2 separate regions of the Homo sapiens genome follow, and region 2 is linked to region 1. A link is an interaction called in ENCODE POLR2A ChIA-PET data of the cell type or tissue named here. Cell type or tissue: A673. All regions are shown on one strand. Each heading gives the region's core, and the rest is flanking DNA. Links, peaks and the distances in the headings are about the cores only. Region 1 overlaps CSRP1-AS1 (CSRP1 antisense RNA 1). Region 2 overlaps IPO9 (importin 9).

Evidence for each region. ChIA-PET counts read pairs that join two places held together with the same protein. Peaks named below come from ENCODE experiments on the same cell type or tissue, not always from the same donor. Only the 100,000 strongest peaks of a DNase experiment are listed, where the experiment ranks them.
Region 2: POLR2A ChIA-PET joins it to region 1 with 12 read pairs; 5 of 35 experiments call an interaction of 5 or more read pairs at or near these places.

The regions. Positions count from the first base shown.
Region 1 is chr1:201,512,138-201,514,945 of GRCh38, forward strand. All of the region lies in intron 1 of CSRP1-AS1 (CSRP1 antisense RNA 1), which reads left to right. The region is part of intron 1 of LOC124904484 (a long non-coding RNA gene); the gene reads right to left. Among named protein-coding and RNA genes, the nearest start is that of CSRP1-AS1, 6.3 kb to the left of the region's middle. RefSeq lists an enhancer at 79-288. In A673, for the core only: a CTCF peak has its summit at 1,003 (motif pointing left); DNase peaks (open chromatin) are centred at 84 and 994; H3K27ac peaks cover 1,962 bases.
Region 2 is chr1:201,837,821-201,840,628 of GRCh38, forward strand. All of the region lies in intron 1 of IPO9 (importin 9), which reads left to right. Among named protein-coding and RNA genes, the nearest start is that of IPO9-AS1, 9.7 kb to the left of the region's middle. RefSeq lists an enhancer at 1,281-1,575. In A673, for the core only: no CTCF peak of the experiment used is centred there; no DNase peak of the experiment used is centred there.

The DNA.
Region 1 (2,808 bases), core at 53-2,552:
CAAAACTGTGGAGTGGCTCTCACAGCCAAAGTGTGGGGAGGGGAAAGCAGGAGGAGCTGGGGACTCAGGGCGGGAGCAGGCGGCAGGGAGCTCCCGGGCAGCTGGCTGTGCATGGCTCCACTGTTCCGAGCCTGACAGGCTCTAGGGAAGTGTGGCCACAGGGAGCTGGCTGAAGGCTCAGGAGAGGCTTTTCTGACAGGCCCAGTTCCAATCACGCCAGCTCCTAATCTACTGATCAGTTTGCTTTCCTCCTGCTTTAAAATCTCTTTCTCCCTGTTCTCCTGGTCCCTAGCCACACCACCTTCACTGCTCTGATCTTATCTATGATCACCTGGCCAATCTACTTAAAGCAGTGAAGTAGACTGAAAATAACCAGACTTTCGGCAAAACTCTTTTTTTTTTTTTTTTTTTTTTTTGAGACGGAGTTTCAGTCTGTTGCCCAGGCTGGAGTGCAGTGGGGCGATCTATGCTTACTGCAACCTCCACCTCCTGGGGTCAAGCGATTCTCCTGCCTCAGCCTCCCAGCCTGGGACTACAGGCATGCGCCACCACACCCAGCTAATTTTTGTATTTTTAGTAGAAACCCTGCAACACGGCGTTTCACCATGTTGGCCAGGCTGGTCTCAAACTCCTGGCCTCAGGTGATCCGTGCACTTCGGCCTCCCAAAGTGCTGGGATTACAGGCGTCAGCCACTGCACCCGGCCTTGGCAAGACTCTTGACTCCTCTCCTCCATCAGGGTCGATTATATTAAATTACACTGACAGAAGAAAGGATTGGATGACTTTTGAAGAACTATTTCAACCCAAAGACAAGCTAAGGAAACATTGAGTTCACTCACCTGGAAGGTCTTGGAGGGCAGGAATTGTAGCTTACCCTCCTTTGTAGCCACACAGAGCCTTACATGGAGTAGGTGCTCAGTATTTTATGAATGTGTGCGTGGATAAATCCATAGTTTGCAAGAAACCACGAATAAGCTTGCCACCTGCTGGTGAACTTGTGAAAGACACCTCGCCGCACCTCGGCTCCCCCAAGTGGCCATACACTGTAATCCTAAGAAAACCCTCAGCTTGGACAATCCTTTCTTTCCAAGGAGCCCTTTGTTACAGGAAGTCCCAATCCAGACCCCAAGAGAGGGTTCTTGGATCTCACGCAAGAAGGAATTCAGGGCAAGTCCATAGAGTAAAGTGAAAGCAAGTTTATTAGGAAAGTAAAGGAATGAAAGAATGGCTACTCCATAGACGGAGCAGCCCTGAGGGCTGCTTTTTGCCCATGTTTATGCTTATTTCTTGATTATGTGCTAAACAAGGGGTGGATTATTCATGCCTCCCCTTTTAGACCATATAAGGTAACTTCCTGACGTTCCCATGGCATTTGTAAACTGTCATGGCACTGGTGGGAGTGTAGCAGTGAGGACAGGTCACTCTCGTCGCCATCTTGGTTTTGGTGGGTTTTGGCATCCTTCTTTACTGCAAGCTGTTTTATCAGCAAGGTCTTTATGATGTGTATCTGGTGCTGACCTCCTATCTCATCCTGTGACTTAGAATGCCTTAACCGTCTGGGAATGCAGCCCAGTAGGTCTCAGCCTTATTTTACACATCCCCTACACAAGATGGAGTTGCTCCAGCTCAAACACCTCTGACAACTTGATACTTATTCATAAATCCTTTTGACTCTAACTCATATCCTACATTCTTAGCAGAGAAGCCAAAAATGTCCTAGGACACTAGTCAGTGAAAAAGGCCTTTGAAAGCCCTGGAAGCTGTTTTGCAACTCAGGACCCTCTCTTCTCCACTGGTAGATGTTCTCTCCCCAAGATCCCTTTCCCTATCCTTCACGCATCCAGACAGAGAAAGCCTGTATTGAGCACCCACTATGTGCCAAGCACTGGGCTAGGTGCCGAGAGATATGAATGGAGAATGGAGACTTTACAGGGAGGGGAGAGCTGAAGTGTGCACCCAGATGTGGGAGAGGAGACTGGCACAGGAAGAGCACCGGGAGTTCAGACAGGGAGAGAACTCCATTGTGGGGATCAGAGAAGGCTTACATGGGAGATGACAGGCTAATGAGCTGGGCCATAAAGGGTGGTTAGGCTCATAATGTATGGAGATGGACAGCATTCTGGTTACCTATTGCTCTGCAACAAACCACCCCAAACTTGGTAGTGTAACAGAGCGGTCATTTGTTTTTCTCTCTCATGGTTTTAGGGTTTTCCCAAGCTCAGCCGATTGTTCTTGCTGGGATCTCTCCTGTGATTACAGTCAAATGAGAGCTGGCTGGATTCTTCACTGAGTCTCCCTTACTCCTGTGGCTGGAGGCTGATGCTGGCTGTCAGCTGGGACCTCAGCTGAGGCTGTTAGCCAGAACCCCTACATGTGGTCTCTCCATGGGGCCTGGACTCTCTCACAGCATGGTGGCTGGTTGCAAGGAGAAGCATCCCAAGAGATAGCAGGAGAAAGTTGTCTTGCCTTTTGAAAACTGGCTTCGCAAGGCCCATAGCAGATCTTCCCCTGTGCTCCACTAGTTGAGACAGTCACGAAGCCCCACCCAGTTTCAAAGAAGGGGACAGAGACTCCATTTCCTGATGTGTGAGTGGCAAGGTTCTGGAAGAGTATGTGGAATGGAAAGCATTATTGCAACCATTTGGGGAAAATACAACTTGCTGCTGGCAGGAAGGTCATTTCAGGCAGAGATCTTCATTGATGGTACCTTCAGAAATGCATTTTTAGGAAAGAAAGTGGTTTTTACAGACTTGGCATTGCTAAGGGAAAACATAAGGTTTTAGAAGTATTTACTGAGCCATCTTCAC
Region 2 (2,808 bases), core at 201-2,700, 330 kb after region 1:
AGCACTTTGGGAGGCTGAGGCGGGCGGATCACTTGAGGTTGGGAGTTTGAGACCAGCCTGACCAACATGGAGAAACCACATTTCTACTCAAACTACAAAATTAGCTGGGCGTGGTGGCACATGCCTGTAATCCCAGCCACTCGGGAGGCTGAGGCAGGAGGATCGCTTGAACCCGGGAGGTGGAGGTTGCGGTGAGCTGAGATTGCGCCATTGCACTCCAGTCTGGGCAACAAGAGTGCAACTCTGTCTCAAAAGAAAAAAAAAGGAAATGCTGTTATGTCCCAGATAATTTGTGAATGTGCTTGTAGATTATTGTGAAGGAAGTTACATAAGGCACACCAGAATTGGTTCACCATGTCCAGGGAGGCCAATCCTGGGTGGACAGTGACATTCTAAGCAGACTTGAAGCCATGAAGTCTAAGTATCATCCATTATCACACTAAGTATCTGAACTCAAAGGAATTGTGGATGCCCTTACTAGTTGTCTTTCTCCTTTAAATGGATTTCACATGTGCATTTTAGAGTGCTTTTTTCCATTGAACTGGAACATTGCTATCCAAGAGATGTTCCTGAATTATCTGACTCATCTGTGTTTTAGAATCAGTTCTGATAGTTGACTCCCATATCTTCGGGTTGTAGATACCTGTTGTTTCTTCTCTTGCTACAAATGGGTTTTATAGATTTAACCAGAGTCTGTACTAACCAAATTAATCCTAAGAATTAGAATGGATTGCAGTATCTGTAGGGGGATTGTGCAAGTTTCAAGTGTTTGCTTGTGATTTAATCATTTAATAACTCTTTCAGAAAGAATGTGGCTTCTTCTGTGGCGGTCATGCCAAAAAAAAAAATCCACTTTCCTGAGTGAAACAATAGGTGCCATAGGAGTGGATCAAAAACTGCAGCTTAAAGGCATAATAAGAATGAATTAAGAATCTAAGAATTCAGTAAAACAGGACATAAAATATAAAAATCAATAGCTTTCACATACACAAACCATAAAAGGTTAGAGGACGTAATGGTTTTTTAAAAACCAAAACCAATTTACAGTATCAACAAAAAAGTAAATGCTTAGGAAATGTGTAAGAACCTATTAGAGGAAACTTTTTTTTTTTTTTTTGAGATGGAGCCTTGCTGTGTCACCCAGGCTGGAGTGCAGTGGCATGATCTTGGCTCACTGCAACCTCCGCCTCCTGGATTCAAGCGATTCTCCTGCCTCAGCCTCCCAAGTAGCTGGGACTACAGGCGCCCGCCACCACGCCCGGCTAATTTTTGTATTTTTAGTAGAGATGGGGTTTCACCATGTTGGCCAAGCTGGTCTCGAACTCCTAACCTCAGGTGATCCACCTGCCTTGTCCTCCCAAAGTGTTGGGATTACAGGCGTGAGCCACTGCGCCCAGCCTAGAGGAAACTTTTTGAGACAAGATTTTGCTGTGTCACCCAGGCTGGAGTGCAGTGGCTCAGTCTCAGCTCACTGCAACATCTGCCTCCCAGGCCCAAGTGATTCTCGTGCCTCAGCCTCCCAAGTAGCTGGGACTTCAGTCACGCACCACCACGCCCAGCTGATTTTTGTATTTTTCGTAGAGACGGGGTTTCACCATGTTGCCCAGGCTGGTGCCTGTAGTCCCAACTACTCGGGAGGCTGAGGCAGGAGAATGGCGGGAACCTGGGAGGCGGAGCTTGCAGTGATCCGAGATCATGACACTGCACTCCAGCCTGGGCGACAGAGCAAGACTCCATCTCAAAAAAAAAAAAAAAAAAAAAAAAGTGCTGCTATGACTGTGTAGCCATTTGGAATTAGACCCATATCTCACACTAGATTTTTTAAAAATAAACTCTAAAATGATTAGGAGTCTAAACAGAAAAAATTAAATCATACAAGTACTAGAGGAAAACATGGGTGATTTTGTCTTTAAACTTGACATAGGGAAAGGGATTCTAAATATGACTCAAGATCCAGAGACAATAAAAGAAAATATTTTATTGATAAATTTGACTACATAAAATTTTTTTACAATTTACATGGGAAAAACACCACATAAAAAATCAAGAGACAACTGGCAAACTGGGAGGAATTTTTTTCCCCACAATGTATACTACAGACAAAAGGATAATACCTTTAATATATAAAGAATTCTTAAAAATTGAGGAACAAAGGACCAAAACAACACTCAGACATACAAAAAGTGTTTAAACTCACTTGTGGTTAGAGAAATATAATCTAAAACAACATTGAATTAACCATTTATCACCTGTCAGGCTGACAAAAAAATTTATTTTATTTACTTTTGAGACAGCGTGTCACTCTGTCGCCCAGGCTGGAGTGCAGTGGCACAGTCCCTCCTCACTATAGCCTCAACCTCCTGGGCTCAGGTGACCCTCCCACCTCAGCCTCCCAAGTAGCCGAGGCTACAGGCATGAGCCACCGTGCCCAGCTATTTTGGTGTTTCACCATGTTGCCCAAGCTGGCCTTGAATTCCTGGGCTCAAGTGATCTGCTTGCCTTAGCCTCCCAAAGTGCTGGGGTTGTAGGTGTGAGCCACCACACCTGGCCAAAAAATTTTAAATATGATAACACATTCTGTTGGCAAGACTGGAAAGATGCTCCTATGTATTGCTGGTAGGAGTACAAATTGGTGCAATCCTTCTGAAGGAAAATTTGATCACACCCAGTAGCTCCACAAATGCACTTACCTCTTGACCCACAATCCCACTTCTGAAAATCTATGCTGAAGACATCTTCAACATTTCAAAAATACATATTCACAATATTATTCACTGCAGCATTTTTATTAAAACAAAATATTAGAAA